2 separate regions of the Homo sapiens genome follow, and region 2 is linked to region 1. A link is a loop called in an ENCODE intact Hi-C map of the cell type or tissue named here. Cell type or tissue: mammary epithelial cell. All regions are shown on one strand.

Region 1 (8,000 bases):
AAGTAAAGAAATGTGTAGTGTGCTTTAAAATATTTTCCACCCCGAACAACGAAACTGCCACGTTTTGGGTTTTTTAAATGTTAAGCTTTGATCACCTGGACCCCTCACTTGTCAACAATATCTCCTTGTCCCCAGCAGGCGTGACTGCATGAAACAGAGCCTGATTCTCAGCTGATCTGTTACTGCATCTTCCCCATGTCCCTGCTGAAAACCAACCCAGGGCTTTGCTACTGCAGCTCAGATCATGTGCTACATTGTTAGTTGCAAATAAATAGTTATAGGCGCTGGTCAGTAGTCGCTGTAGACAGTGAGTGCATTCAGTGGTTTTTCTCTATAATTATATACTCACCCCATTCACAAGATGGTGCTTTAAAACTATTTTACTCTGCTTCCATTTAAACATCACGAGTCCATTGCATTTATAAAAGAACAATGTGGTTGCATTTGTCTTGGGGAGAGGAGACCTCTTAAGTAGACAAGGAGTACAGCTAAACCCAGTTCTGTTTAAGGTGTGTTTGCACAAATCTAATATAGCTTAGGGAGATCTTTCTTATTCAACAGACACATGTTTTATACATGTGAGACTGTCCTCAGAACACGAAAATGTGTCTGGAAATCTTGCCCAGGGACTAACAGAAAAAGACTGAGGATGTTTCTGCTTTCTTGCCTTGGGTATAAAATAGGCAGTGAATTAGCCACCTCTTCAAGGCATAGCCAGAGGGGGAAAAATAGAAAAACAGGTATGGTAGGCAATAAAGACCAAAATAAAGCAACTGTCATATATCCTCCGCTGAAACAGGAAATCAGAATGTCTTTGCCTCAGACCCTCTTCTTTGAAATGCCTTGTATCACAGAATGCGTGCTACCATAAGTCTAAAATAACATCTAATATAAGTCAACAGATCTGCAAATGGTGTCTGGGTGCCCATGTTGATTTCAAGATACTAAAAAGATGCAATAAAACAAGCCTAGAGAACAAAAGAGTAAGCAGGAGCAACATGTATCACTTTACAAAGATAAAATCAATTTAACTTAGTGGGCTCCTAATGAGGACAGTAGCCATTGACTAGATGAATCATGAAAACAGAAGTTGCAATAGTAATATCTATTAATCTCCTAGTTCTTAATGGTCCATGACATATTTTACAGATTTTAGCATATATATTAACAATAAATGCTAATAGTCCAGATTGTTCAAATTTATCATTACAACGGGCTATACTGACATTTACCTGTCCACTATCTGTTAAGAAAAAGACTGTTATGTCAATTAGCAAATGAGTAAGACCTAAGAGGCTCCAAAATGTTTTCAAATACTATAGTACTATTGGTTTCCTTTTTAAGATCTAACATGTTAGTTATAAATGAACATTCTGGAAGCCTCAAGTGGAGCCTTTTGGGACCTCTATTTAGCAAAACAGATACTACCCATTTGCTTGTATAACTGTATTTTAAGTAATACAGTTGAGAGCAATAAAAGCATGATTAGTACCAAATATATATATATTTGGAATATATATATATGTTCCAAATTTCATTCTCCAGGATCAGTCTGAACTAATTATATCATGTAATTAATCACCTTGTCAAAAAATTCATCCAGAAGCCTAGTTAAATACAGGGTAAAGCAGTGATGGGAAATATGGTCCCAGCTATGACTCTTAGGAGAAGTAATAGTGATGGCTAATCTTTATCAAGTATCTTCCATTTCATGAAACATATTTACAGGTATCATGGCAACCTTGCGAGTTCATTGCTAACTCTCAAGTTAGTTGTTTTTGAGACTTAACCCATTTTTCCGATAAGGAAACTGAGGCTGAAGAGAGATGAAATGCCATGTTCGAGGTCATTTTATTAGAAGTTGACAGAACTTAGAATCAAACCTGGGGCTTTTGTCTCTAAATTCTATGCCCAAATCCTCTTTCAATCCATTATGGCATAGCAGTTGCTGAAGAAAATGATTTATCAAAATGATTTCTCAAAAAATTGATTCCTCACTGTGCCAATGGTTTTCTCACCCCATCCTTTATGGGACTGTATAAAATGACCCTATCTAGGCTCTCAACCCCTTGGAGCTCATGTGGACAACCCTGAGCACTTGGAAATAACTGGTAAACCCAAGACTAGCAAAACAAAATGGCAGCCTGTAATTGCTCTCGGAGGCTGCCTTAAATCAGACCACCCTATCTCCTGTCTCTGGACAGACCCACTTCTGACAAGGGGTGCTGTGCAATCCAAATAGGTTTAAGATTTTAAGGAGAAGCAAAGGTGGAAGATCACATTAGGGATGAACAGGTGAGAGAATGTGACTTCACTCTTAGCAGTGAAGTGATGGGCTGAGAGACATGCACCCATGGCACGTGGATACAGAGCGTGCACGCACGGCACAGCACCGGTGCAGCATGGGTGAGTGTGCACAGTGTAAATATTGTATGCAGAAGCCATCCAGGGGTATATGTTCCTATTTTAGTAAAATCAATATAGGAAGCGGTTATAAATGTGCTTCTGTTGGAAAGGAGGCAAGCAAATCTTGATATAGTTTTTCATTTGAGGCCAAGGGCCCACAGAAGTTTCACTAAAAAATCAAGTCAAAAAAGACAAATGAATTAGAGAAAAGGCATACAAATATATTTAACGTATATCCATGGGAGCCTTCAGAATGAAATCCCAAAGATACAAGGGAAATTGTCCATTTTTATGCTAATGTTCAACAAAGTATGGATAGCCATGTAGAAATAGGATTGGACTAAAAGGGCCTGACCTAATGCTAACGGACTGAATGAAGAAACCTAGCAAGGCCTAGATTCTTCTTGGCCTCTCTGAGCAGCGTTCCTTCCTTCTGGGTGTGGGGCAGGACCCTTTCTGGAATGGGAGTCTTATGACCTACAATCAAACCATGTTGGTCAGATAATTTCTTTATGGCCAGTCTTTACACAGGGCAGAGGGAAAATTAGAGTCATATTTTTAGGTTTTAAGGCTGGCTTTGGGGAAAGGGGGTTCTAGTTTCTATGACCCACCTTGGGGAAGAGGGATTCTAGTTTCTATGGCTAGCCTCCAGGGATAACAGAAATTAAAAAACAGGAGGGCAGGAGAAGGTCAAAGAAATACTTTTGTTTCTGAGGCCTTCATTTTGGGATATTGTTTTTTGAGCTCCAACAAAATATTCTTGGGGCAAGCCAAAGAATAAAGAAAAGGAGGAAATAAGAAAGAAGCTAAATACCATATTTTCTAGCCCAGGAATCCAGTTTCCCATAACAAAAGTAAGTGAACGCACGTGTAGAATATGCCTAAGCAATGCAGCGCTTCCCAGCAGCACTTAGCTCACTGCCTTGTGTCTAAGCAGTAAGTGAGGATACTACTCCAAAGCCAACCTCTGTTCCCATGCAGCACTTTACACTTGATGACACACTCTCAGCCACTCTTCAATTTGATCCCCACAACAAACCCTGTGAGATAGGTGACCTTATTCTACAGATGAACAAACTAAGGCTGAAAGAGGAGGAATGACTCCCAGAAAGTCAGGCACTTGAAAAAGCAGGGCAGTTGCCATTGAAGTGAACAGAGGAGTTCAATAGCTCCCCTTATCCAAGGTACCAATGTGCTGTGATAAAGCACTTGATGTGCACCTCATCTAATCCTCCAGCCACTCCAGTGAGATAGTATGAATCCCGTTTGCACAGATGAGTAAACTGAGGCTGCAAGAGTTAAAGTGAATGGTCTAAAATTACTTACACAGGTAGCCACTGGGAAAGGCAGAACGCCAGAACAGGTGGATATGAGTCCCAAGCCACTGTGCTCACTCACCGTGCTAATTCTGCCTCCCTGCAGCTGCTGTGGCTGATAAGGAGGAGGAGGAGAATGATGTTAGCAGTGACAGTAGTAAACATGTAAGAGGGCTTACACCCTGCCAAGTACGGTTCTAAGAGCTTTTGGGGTTTTGTTTTGGCTTCTTTTTTTTTTTTTTTTTTTTTTTTTGACAAGGTCTTGCTCTTTTGCCAAGGCTGGAATGCAGTGGTGTGATCAAGGCTCACTGCAGCCGCAAACTCTTGGACTCAAGCGATCCTCCTGCTTCAGCCTCCCTAGTAGCTGGGACTACAGGCACACACCACCATGCCCAGCTAATTTTTGTGTTTTTTGTAGAGACTGGATTTCGCCATGTTGCCCAGGCTGGTCTTGAACTCCAGGGCTCACGTAATCCACCCGCCTTGGCCTCCCAAAGTGCTGGGATTCTAAGAACTTTTCATGGTTCACTCATTTAATGGTCACCACAACCCAGTGAAGAGGGAGCAGTATTATCCCCAATTTACAGAAGAGAAAACTGAGGCACAGACAATTAAGAAGGTGCCCAAGTTTGTGCCCCTAATGAAGTGGAGAAACAAGTTTCAAGCCTAAGATTCCAATTCCGGCAGCCTAACTCCAGAAGCCACATTATGCTATCAATGCTGTGTGCATTCAACTGCGGCACCTGTGTTTGGAAATTTCATACCTAAATTCCTAATTGTTTTTACAAAAAGCTAAATATTTAAATAGCAGCTCGTCGATGAATGCTAAATGTTTTGTGTGGTCTCTGTGTTTGCGCTTGCAATTCAATACTGACTCGTTTCCAAGCAGCACGGTGGAGATGTTTCCACATTTAGCCTCCTTGCCTGGGAAGTGAAGGTTGAATCACTCGGGAAATGTATGTCACCTGTTCTGTAAGTCCACGCGCTGCGGCCTATTCTTTGACAAGCTGTGCCCCCTGCTGGTCTCTTCGCAGAGTTGTAACGATGTGGTTCAGGAGCGATTTGGGCCGGAGCTGAAATATGACATAGCCCTGCGGCTGGCCGCATTACAAATGTACATTGCAACCGTTACCACCAAGCAAACGCAGAAAATCTCCCTCAAATACATCGAGTAAGTGTTGACTCTCAGCGCCATTTCGGAGACAGACATGCCGCCTCCCTTAGCCCGGGTGTATTTTTGTTATTTGTCCAAAATTGATCTTGTTTGTGTCAAAGCATTCATTCGCCAGTGGCAAAATGTATGAATATCATGCTCATTTCTGGCAGAAGAGATCCATTTCTAATCCACCTTTAGAGCATTGTAGTTAAGATGAGGGACATATTTAAAACGAAGCATAAATTTTTGAATTCCTAAAGGGGCTTGATTCCAAGCCAAGCTTTGGTCTTAGCACTTTTCACACATTAATTTGTTTAATTCTCACAACACCCCTATGAGATTAGTAGGATTTTAGCTTCATTTTACAGACGAGCAAACCGAGTCATAGAATAACTTGCCCAAGTCAAATGGCTATTAACGCGGGGATATAGGATTCAAACCCAGGCAGTGGGACTCCCCGTTGTGCTATAGATTGTGTGATGGGTTGAGGCACCTGTGTTTGGAAACACATGTAATGCTAAAGCCTTGGACCTCCCCCCACACCCTGCTTACAATCTCACCTCCAAAAGATGTATAAACTAATTAAAATCCCACTTTCCAAAGAAACTTCTCATGGGCTGCCTAGAAAGCCTTTCTAAATTCCACAATGCCAGGTTCACCCACCAGGGGGCAAAATGGCTTTTCTCAATAAATTCATGAGCCTGTGTTGGGAAGGATTAAATCTCCAACTTGCTGACTTCAACACCACTGTTCTGACAACTCTCAGTCACCTGTTGACATGTAGGGACAAATCCTCATATGCAATTTGAGAACCTCAGGCCTTCAGTTCACTCCTTCCAGATGCTTTCTCTCTCTCCCCACACATAAGCGTGACTGTAGCCTGAGAAAGACTTGGCTCACAAAGAGATCTCGTGCTCAGCTGGACACATTCACACACTCTTCCACTCTCCTTTTTAAAGTTCTTGGGGACAGGTGAAACTGGCTGCCATTTGAAAAGGTGGCCTGCACAACCGGAGTTGATTTTCAGACAATTAAAATGCATTTCTTTTCCTACTTTGTGTACCCACATTTTACCAGGTTGAACATTGTATGGTCAAAAACGTCTCAGAGATATCTGGCTTGAGTAAGAATCCTGAAAAGTCTGTAATAATGTTCTCATTCATAAATTCCTTTGACCAACAAATATTCATTGAGCATTTTATATAGCACTCACATTAGGATAGTAGAAAATACTAATATGTATGAATTATATTCCTGGCCATTGAGGAACTTGTGGTCTGATTGTAAAAACAAGATATAAAGATAGGAAAAGTAATTATTTAAAATAATGATACAAGTAGGATTACAAGAAAGCCCATAAGTAGTGCCAAATGATGGATAAGACAATAAGTACAAGTTGAGAAGGAAGAAAACATAATGATCATGAAATATACCATCTTAACTAGTGAAGAATATGAATGGTCAAGTGGTGGGGGTAGGTTGTCTTCCTACCCTTCTTTGGAGAGGACCTAGAACAGGAGAAATAACTGGAATCCTCTTGAAGGTCTTCACATAATTTAGAAGACACTGGTTAGACACATAACCTAGGGTAGGATTTCTACTCCAGGATAGATTTCCTAGAATTCAAAATATGGGACCTTCTTAGAAGGGGGTGGTAGTCGTTTCTGGTGAAATTGGCTCTTTGTAAAAATGTATTAACTCAGTCCCATTTGTTGTTGTTTTGTTGTACATCCACGTCCATGAATGAGAACAGCATCTCCACATCAATACTGGGCACACTTAAGAGTCATGAATCACACCCAATTCCACACCACCAGCAAGAAATGTTGATGGAGGGAGTTAGACAGGAACTGGCTGGGACAAAAGAACTGTGTGTGCCTAGAGAAATAGCCATGGAGGAGGGGAGGGACAGGGAAGAATGGTTTGGGGACATGAAGGACTTGCATCCATTCTTCTAAGAGAGGAAGAATATGAGCAGACAGGGAGATTGGAGAATAGAAATCAACAAAGGGATGGAGAGAAATTGGTGTTGGAAATACAAACTCGGATACGTGAGTGACTTTGAAGAGATTCAGAAGTTGGTTGGACAAAATGTCTCTTCACTTTACATTGGCTCCAAATGCCTCCTTAGCATTGTCTCTAGAGAATGAGGAACAGATTTCTTTTTAAATGCAAACATGTGTATTAATGATCAAGTAGTGTGTGTCCTGAGTGTAAATTAAAAGTTACTTCCTTTGGGGACTTGTCTCCATTCTCTGCCTCACCAAGGGTTCATTTGTTCCAACAAACATCAGAGCACCATTTTGTCTTAGATAACTCATCATCACAGAAATGTGAAATTAAAGATATGCTCTTTATTGCAGAAAAGAATGGGGATTAGAGACTTTTCTTCCCTCTGCTGTGCTGCAAAGCATGAAAGAGAAGAACATAAAGAAAGCACTTTCACACCTTGTCAAAGCAAATCAAAACTTGGTACCACCGGGTAAAAAGGTATCACATTTCCATCTTAAAAGAAAATTATAAAGAGAGAGGCTTGAATGCATTTTTTAAATGTTTAAAATTAGCTCATGAATAAAATACTTAGTACCATATTTTCAGAAGCAGTAACACTGTGTAACTTTTTTCTAACTATTAACATGTTTCTAACACTAATGAAAAATAAGTATTCATATAGAAACCTATTTCTTTCTCACAAGTTATGGACTCCGTACTGTAGCAGGGAGGTATGTGTTCATGTGCCCATCCAGGAAAAGTTTGCGTAGCCTCTGAGACCTTGTGGATAGAAGATAGAATTGTGAAATCATTCTATGTTTCAATCATGCAATTGCTTACTGCTCAGACCAGCTTCAATGCACAACAGCCAGCAAGAGGCCCTGCAGGCCAGAGGCCACATTAATTAAACCAGGGATCCTCAACTGTGGCGTAATTGACATTTGGGAACAGATCATTCTTTGTTAGGGAGTTACGGGGAACATCCTGTGTATTCTGGGATGTTTAGCGGCACCCCTGGTCTCTACCCACAAGATGCCAGTAGCACCCTCCCGTGATCGTGACAAACAAAAATGTCTCCAGACATTGCCAAATGTGCTCCCGGGAACAAAATCACCCCTATTGACAAACAA
Region 2 (8,000 bases), 120 kb before region 1:
ACCCTGATTTTAGCCTAGAAAGACCCATTTCAGACTTCGGATAAATCTGTGTTATTTTAAGCCACTAAGCTCATGGTAATTTGTCATGGCGGCAATGGGAAACTAACACAATGCATAACCATGTCTACATATCCAACTTTGTATACAGTTCCAGGGAGGACTGACCCCAGGGTAAGGGCTTCATGATGTGTTCCAAAATCTCATCCGATGGATGTCAGTAGAACCCAAACCCCTTGACTTCTGATCGCCAAAGCTCTTTGTATATAAAAGAAAAAACACTCACCTTCCTACAGCCAAGTTCAGAGTTAAAATGGGCTATCGTTAGATGCTCTTCTCTAATAATAATAAAGCCTTTGACTTCAAGTTGGACCCAAAACATTTTTAATGAAACTAAAATAAGAAAAAGAGGTTTAATCCAGACTTGTAATTGATCATGCTGAAGTTGGAGAGGAAACATTTAAAAAATTCTGAACAGAGCCCACATTAATGCAGATCCCTGAGATATGTCTGGGTCTGTGAGGACACAGGAGGCAGTCATCTGTCCAGAGAAATTTATATTTATACCATACCACATCCTCATCTGCTTAAGGCCTGCTGGCTCCATTTGTGAAACAAGAAACCTGCCAGTCTTTTCTTTCAAGACAGTACCCTCAGGCACTCTTCTGTGAGAATTCAAGCAAGGAAAACAAATCTTTTCTCAGGGTTGCAGAAGGCAGGCTAATAGTAATGGCAAGATAAAGTGGATGTTATTGCTCAGAGGGCACCTTCCTGATGGGATCCTGGGGTATTCGGATGGGGCTCTTTCCACACCCCATGGTAATCCACTGCTATGAGTATCATTAAAGGCTTAGAAATTATCTTTAGCACATTGTTTATAAACAAAAAAGGAAACAGAGATCATTGAGGGTAGAGTATTCACCATTTTTTAGCCATTTTCTCTCTGCCGTAGGGAAAGGTGTAGGAGTGGGCATTCACTCTGAGGACAGTTTAATGAGCTGTGTCTGTCACCTGGACTGGTCAGAGGTCTTTGAGGGACCAGGAATTCCTGAATTCCATGATAGTTGTCAATTTAAGGCTCTGATTACTGTTACATTGCAAATTCATGGATCTGAATTCTGAGGCCCTTGAGAAAAAGAATTATGTGTTTTTCATCATCCCACAGTAGCAAAAGCCTCATATATAGTGGGGGCTCAGTAAATGTTTATTAGTTACTGGGGAGAGATGACACTTTAGTTTTAATCCACAGCTGTTTATTAATTCCAACCATTGCGTTAGGTGCTCTGGATTTCTAAAATAAATCACCAAAAGAACCTTCCCTCCTGGAGAAGGCTACGGTCCAGAGTAGATGAGAGAAGATCCTTATGCAGGCAATGGTAATTGATCAAAATATGATACATGCAATGGGAGAAGTAGGAAGAAAGTGAGGGGGGATTATGGAGTGGGGAGATGCTATTTCTAGAGTGAGGCTTAGGAAGGCTTTTGGGTAGAGGCTTCATTTGAATTGGTGTGGGTGGTCTGTAGGATTTTTTGAGATGAAGATGGTGGAAGAGTTATGCCTCAAGAAGAGGGCAGTGTGGGCAAGGAGATGAGAGTGTGTGGGGAGCCTGAAGCCAGCAAGCTTGGCTAAATCTAAAGTGATAGGAAGGGTGAGGAAGAGTGGGTTATTAGTCATTTAAACCCAGTGCAACCTAAGAGAGTAGCTTGGATGGGACCAAGGGCTAAGGACAAGAGGCCATAGCTGATAAGGAATGGAGGAAGGTGCCCAAGAAGGCAGGGCTTGAAAGCTGGGGAACCAAAAGAAATGTGCCTGAACATAAGCTAGACCTCAGATGGCTGGCAAACTGGAGTGGATGCAAGAGTTTCAGGGCCATTGAAAAGAAAGTTCTACATCTGTCCACTTTGGAGGCTGCATGCAACACTCACATGCCTACCTATTGGGGTATTATTGGGGTCTTAGTCAACTTGGGCTGCCATAACAAAATACCAACGATTGGGTGGCTTAAAAGATAGACATTTATTTTATCACAGTTCTGGAGGCTAGAAGTCCATGATTAGTGTGCCAGCATGGTCAGTTCTAGGTGAAGGCCCGCTTTAGGGCTTGCAGATAGCTGCCTTCTTGCTCTGTCTTCACATGGTAGACAGAGACAGCAAGCTCTCTGGTGTCTCTTCTTATAAGGGCACTAATCTCATCATGAGGGCCTTCCCCTCTTGACCTCATCTAAACCTTATTATGGCCCAAAGGCCCCATCTCCAAATATCATATTTGGGGTTAGGGCTTCAACACAGGAATTTTAGGGGTCACAATTCAGTCCACAGCACTGGGTCAGAGGATTATGCCTGGGAGGTCCCAATCTAGCTGCAGTGGCAGCAGAGAGTAGGACTGCTCACCCGCTGGTGTTGCCAGTAAGATCAGATTGCAGTGAGATCTTTCTAGGATGTGCCTTGGTGACTAGTTTTATGTTTTTTTTATCCACTGTCTACAGTGGGTCATTATCAGATCTAAGTTGGGGCACAGTTTTTTGAGGTGATCATGATATTGAACTGACAGACTCACACGAAACCCCAAATGGATGTAAATGTAGATATAGATAGAAAATCCGTGTCTATTGTATAATTATAAATGTCTACACCTAACTTGTATTCTGAGATATATATATACATACTGTATAGTGTGTTTGTGTGTTTATGTTACTGTTTTCGAACCCTTTTTTATTATCTATACCACCAGCAAAAGAAGCCTTTTTAAGTATTTTCTATTAATTGCACTCGCTAACATTTTAATATCGCAAATATGCTGCATATAAGTTTATATACTGTATGTGTATCTGTGCTTTACATATAGAAAGAATAAAATTTTTGCCCCCCAAAAAACAATTTTCATCCTTGTTGGAGCAATGCTGTCCCTATTGAGAATGCATGATATATATATGTAGATGTGTATCTGTGTCTATGTATGCATGTGTGTGTCACCTTACTGCACAAAAGAGTTTAGGATGCCAAATTAGATGTTGTTTATGCATTCACAATGGAAAATGTAACTTTCCAAAGGAATGAATATTCCTGTCTTCTATCCAGGTATCAGGAAAGTTGAAGTAGTAAATGGGGGTGAAAAAAAGAAACTGCTTAAAGAGCACTGAGTCAAAAGAAAATAAATTGGATAGTCATGGAGAATATTTCATCCAAGGTATAGAAATGCCTGGAATAACTATCTCCCACCCTAACACTAAAACCTGACTTTAGTGAAAAAATCTATGTAGCTCTGTAATATATAAAATGTTGCTGTTTGATAGTGCTAAATGAATTCTCAAAATCGGTTTTTTCCATTCTACTTTTTCTAGACACTCTTCAGACCATTCTTCCAATTTTATAATACAACTATTGTCTCAGACTTCTTACAATGCAACTGAGTAGCTTATAGCCCTTGAGAACATCTTAGTTTTCTTAATTGGATTAGACTGCAGACTCTAGCCTATCTTCAGGGACACATTTCAAAGCCATCTACTAAGGAGAGTTACTTCAGTAGATCCATTATGTATTGTTTTGAGTCATTTCAGCTTCCGGGACAATCGGTTTCTGACCTTGTCTCTAAATCCTTGTGGTCCCCCAGTGGAGCCCACGTGCAGGGATCGTGAGTCAGGGACCGGACTGGGCATGCTCTGTTCAGCTTGCTAGCAGATGTTTAGCTTTCTAGCTCCATTGTAAAGTAGTAATGCTTTTCATATTTTATTTTTTTAAACCCATAGATTTTTTTTAGACAAAAATCAATTTCTTGATTCATCAGAAGCTGATTATTGAGTTAGTACCTTTTCTGAATTCTTCCTGGACAGAAAGTTGAATCCAGTTTGCTTCATGAATGCTTTTTTACAGTCCAAAGGTATTGACAATAAACAAAAGAAAACCGAAAAGACTTTCTTGTCACAGCTCCAGAAAATGATGAGATTGAAGGAAAGAAGACATTAAAACTAAGGGATAAAATGTCTTTGGAAAATAAAACTTTACTCCATTAGAAGGAAAGCTATTGGAATAGGTTAAAAGTTCAGATTACAGATTTGTTTAAAAATAAAAATGAATTTCCACTTCCAGTATGGCCAAAGAAGTTCCTACCAGACTGATCTTGCATAAAACAACTATAAACTCTGGACAAAATAAAAAATATTTAAATACCACAAGGCATTGAAAAATGAACAAAAGCAGTTAGATTCAAGAGGGGAGTTGACACTTGGAAGAAAGGAATGACAAGAGGTAAGTTTACCAGTTTTTGTGGCTTTTAGTCTAAGGCATGTCACAGTTGGCCCCATGTCCAGTGGCTAAAACTCTAATAGAAAACCTATAGTTTTTCTGGCCTGAAGAACAAGGGGCCAGAGTTTGGGGCAACCAGTCCTGCTGGAAAATAAAGAGAGAAATCCCATAAAGGAGAAAGCCAAAGAAGATGTACCCTTCATTCTCTGTACAGTAGTCTCCCCTTATCTGCAACATACCAACATCCCCCAGTTGATGCCTGAAACCACAGATAGTACTGAAACCCTATATATACAATGTTTTTCCTATACCCATGATAAAGTTTAATTTATAAATTAGGCACAGGAAGATTAACAACAATAACTAATAATGAATAGACCATTTATAACAACATACTATAATAAAATTATGTGAATGTGGTCTCTTTCTTGCTCTCAAAATGACTCACCCCTTCTCGTGATGATGTGAGATGATAAAATGCCTACGTGGTGAGATGAATTGAGGTGAGTGATATAGACGTTGTGGCATAGCTTTAGGCTACTATTGATCTCCTTATGCTACATCAAAAGGAGGATCACCTGCCTCTGATGCTCCTGGATTATTGAGCCATGACACTGTTGACCCTAGGATGTCAGGAGCAGACAATGTCAATGACTAATGGGTGTGTAGTATATATAGTGTGAATACACTGGAGAAAGGGATGATTCACTTCTTGGGAGGGATAGAGCAGGATGGCATGAGATTTCATTAGGCTACTAAGAATGGTGTACAGGTTAAAACCTATGCACAGTTCATTTCTGGAATTTTACATTTAATATTTTTGGACTGCAGTTGACCACAGATAACTGAAACTGTGGAAAGCAAAACTGCAAATAAACGTGGACTACTGTATAAACTCTGCTCAAATCTCTGGCTAACTCCTGAACCACACGTGTGCAAGCAAGCTAGAAGCAGTCTAGCTAAAGATAAGAAAACCAAACTGAAATTTTAGCTAATGCCTAAAAGACAGTATGCAGTTTGAGTCCAACCAAATTAGTTGATTGAAATTCTGTTATGTTTCTCTGAAACAGTCTCCACAATATAACATCACAATGTCCAGGATATAATCCAAAATCACTTGGCATATAAAGAAACAGGAAAATTACATGAACCATTCTTAGAGAAGATAATCAATAGAGACCAGGTGCAGATGAGCATAACCATCCTCAATGACCTAAAATATATGTGTAATAAATGAAAAGATAGGCAATCTCAGCAGAGAACTAGAAATTATTTTTCAAATTGAAATTTTAGAACTGAAAGATATCTGAAAAGTAAGTATAACATGATTAAGATTCATATAACAATATATACTAGTGCTTGAAAAACAGTCAAGAAGAAATTTTGCTTAAACTAATGGCCAAGAATCATTTATAATCTGTTTATTAATTTTAAGCAAATAAATTCTACCAGAGTGGTATCCAGTAGGTACTTGAGTGTTTGAATAAATGTCTTACCAGGCCTCGTGTAGCCTGTCTCTCTGTCCTCATGTCCTGCTACTCTCCCTCGGCTCGTCCTCCTCCCGCCCACTGCCTGCTTGTGATTCCTTGAACATGCCAGGCACCCTGCAGCCTGAGGCCTTTGCATTTGCAGTTCCCTCTGCCAAGAATGCCCTTCTCTCAGGTATCCATGATTCACTCCCTCTCTTCCTTCAGATTCTTGCTCAAATGCCATTTTCTCATGAGGCCTTTCCTGCCTCCACCTCCCACCCTGCCATCTGACACTTCTTTATTCATTTCCTATGTTATTTTCCTCCATACTTCTCATTAGCCTCTGACTTGGTGTATATTTGATCTCCATATTTTACTATGTCTCACTAGAATGTAAGTTCCCATGAGTGCAGGGATGTGTGTATGCTTGTCTGCTGTCTCTGCAGTGCTTAGAACAATGCCCGGCACATAATAGGTTATCAAAAATATTAAATGCATGCATGCAAGAATTAATGAATTATCTTCTTACATCTAATTATACAATATGCTATAATCATGAATTAATTGCCATGCTTTCACTATATGCCCTTCACGCAGATATTAAAGTAGATCCCTGAAGATGGTTGCTTTCTCTTTGTATTGGTTCCTTTCTGAGACAGAAAATGTAAGTAATAATAACTGCCTGATGAAAATAGTCTTCCAGTTTTCTTCAGACCATCCATGTCACCAGCAAATTCATTTTCCAAGGCTTAAAAACTTTCATGGCTTCCCCTATTCAGAATGTGCTTCACATCCTATCTTCCAAAGCTCCATGATATCGCCCTTGTCTCAGGTTGCATACCTGAGACAAGGATTTCTGGCAAAGTGATTTATTAGGAAATTTCGCTGGCAAACTCCCCTGTGGGAGGAGGGAGGCAGGACAGGGAAGGGAAGGAGACTGAGCAAGGGTGCAACATCCAGAAAATCCCATGAAGAGGACTTCTGCTCAGCCCTGCAGGAAAGCACTATGGACAGTGAAGGTCACACTTCATAGGTGTCTCCATCTCTAAGGACAAGAAGCTGGAGTCATTCCACCCCCTTATCCTCCTACAGGCTCCTTTCTTTTCATTGTAAATTTTTTCCAGCTCTCTGTGCACACAGGCAAAGCAGCCCAGTGCTGTCAGCCAACCAAGAGACACAGGTGCTGGCTGTTGGGAGTGAAAGCCCCAGAAGGCAGCATGTAGTGAAACAGTAAAGGGATTCTGGGAATACGGGCGTGCACAAAACACTGACAGCATCTGCTGCCTTTTTAACTGGATTCTTACTACTTCCCGGTTGCAAAAGTCACTCATTGCTCTTCCTTCTATGCCTTTGCTTGCAACTCGCCTGCCTTCCCTCTCCCACCATCCAACTGATCCTTTAAGATTGATTTCCTATGCTCCCTCCTCAATCAAGCTTTTCTTGGATTTCAAAACCCTGTGGCACCCTCATTTCTCTGAATCTTCATTATGTCTTTGACCCTGGCATCTGCCACCACCTCTATTACTAATCTGCTATTGGTCACTATGAGAACATATGCTCATCTGTCAAGAGTTTGCATTCTGATTACTCAGCTCCCTTCCAGGGCAAGAATTCTGCAATTGCATGACTTACAATATTCTAAAGTGTATTAAAATCATGAATACATTTATCAACCCTCATCAAATTGTAAACTTCTCAAGGATAAGAATATTTTGTCTTTTGGGGGAAAGGGATGAGAGCCCCAGGCCGGCTGAGACGGCCGGTCCAGGGAAGCTCCGCCAGTACTGGGCACACTCACCGAACATGGCTTCCAGCAGCCGCGTCTGGACCTGGAACACCTCTGGATCTTTCAGGTCTTCGGGAACTTTCACCCACGGCAGAATATTTCTACGTGCCGGGAGCGTTCCCATATTATGATCCTCATAACCAAAACCACGCTCCAGCGCAAGCCAGGCCTAACCGCACCAGCTGAGCCTCAGTGCTGGTAAAGCCTCGCACCTGGCGGCCCCGCCCCCGGCCCTGGCCAGGACCCTGAGTCTGCGCGCCCCGCCGCCCTGTCTGCGGTCCAGCTGGTTGCCATCTCTGCCGCTTCCCGCGACCTCAAGAGAGCCTCACCCGGGCCCAGCTGTCTGCAGGTTAACTAGGGTTTCCACCTGCATTGACCTGTGTCTTTCGCACCAGAATCTCCTGGGCTTGGGAATGGCTGGGGGCGGGGCGCTGTTGACTCTTCTAGGGAACAACCGGTGGGGCCTGAACCTCAGAAAGCGGGCGTCCAGGCTTGAGGGTGCGAGG

Evidence for each region. Peaks named below come from ENCODE experiments on the same cell type or tissue, not always from the same donor. Only the 100,000 strongest peaks of a DNase experiment are listed, where the experiment ranks them.
Region 2: a loop joins it to region 1, with 4 times the contacts of the local background. A loop is called at or near these places in 4 of 110 quality-filtered maps.

What each region holds. Positions count from the first base shown.
Region 1 is chrX:12,697,118-12,705,117 of GRCh38, forward strand. It overlaps FRMPD4 (FERM and PDZ domain containing 4), which reads left to right. Exons shown (of 17, transcript NM_001368397.1): 10 at 4,757-4,893; 11 at 7,242-7,368. Among named protein-coding and RNA genes, the nearest start is that of PRPS2, 90 kb to the right of the region's middle. In mammary epithelial cell, CTCF peaks have their summits at 4,750 (motif pointing left) and 5,520 (motif pointing right); DNase peaks (open chromatin) are centred at 4,724 and 5,654.
Region 2 is chrX:12,575,909-12,583,908 of GRCh38, forward strand. The region is part of intron 2 of FRMPD4 (FERM and PDZ domain containing 4); the gene reads left to right. Among named protein-coding and RNA genes, the nearest start is that of FRMPD4-AS1, 200 kb to the left of the region's middle. RefSeq lists an enhancer at 3,897-5,096. In mammary epithelial cell, no CTCF peak of the experiment used is centred here; DNase peaks (open chromatin) are centred at 4,813 and 5,863; H3K27ac peaks cover 2,457 bases.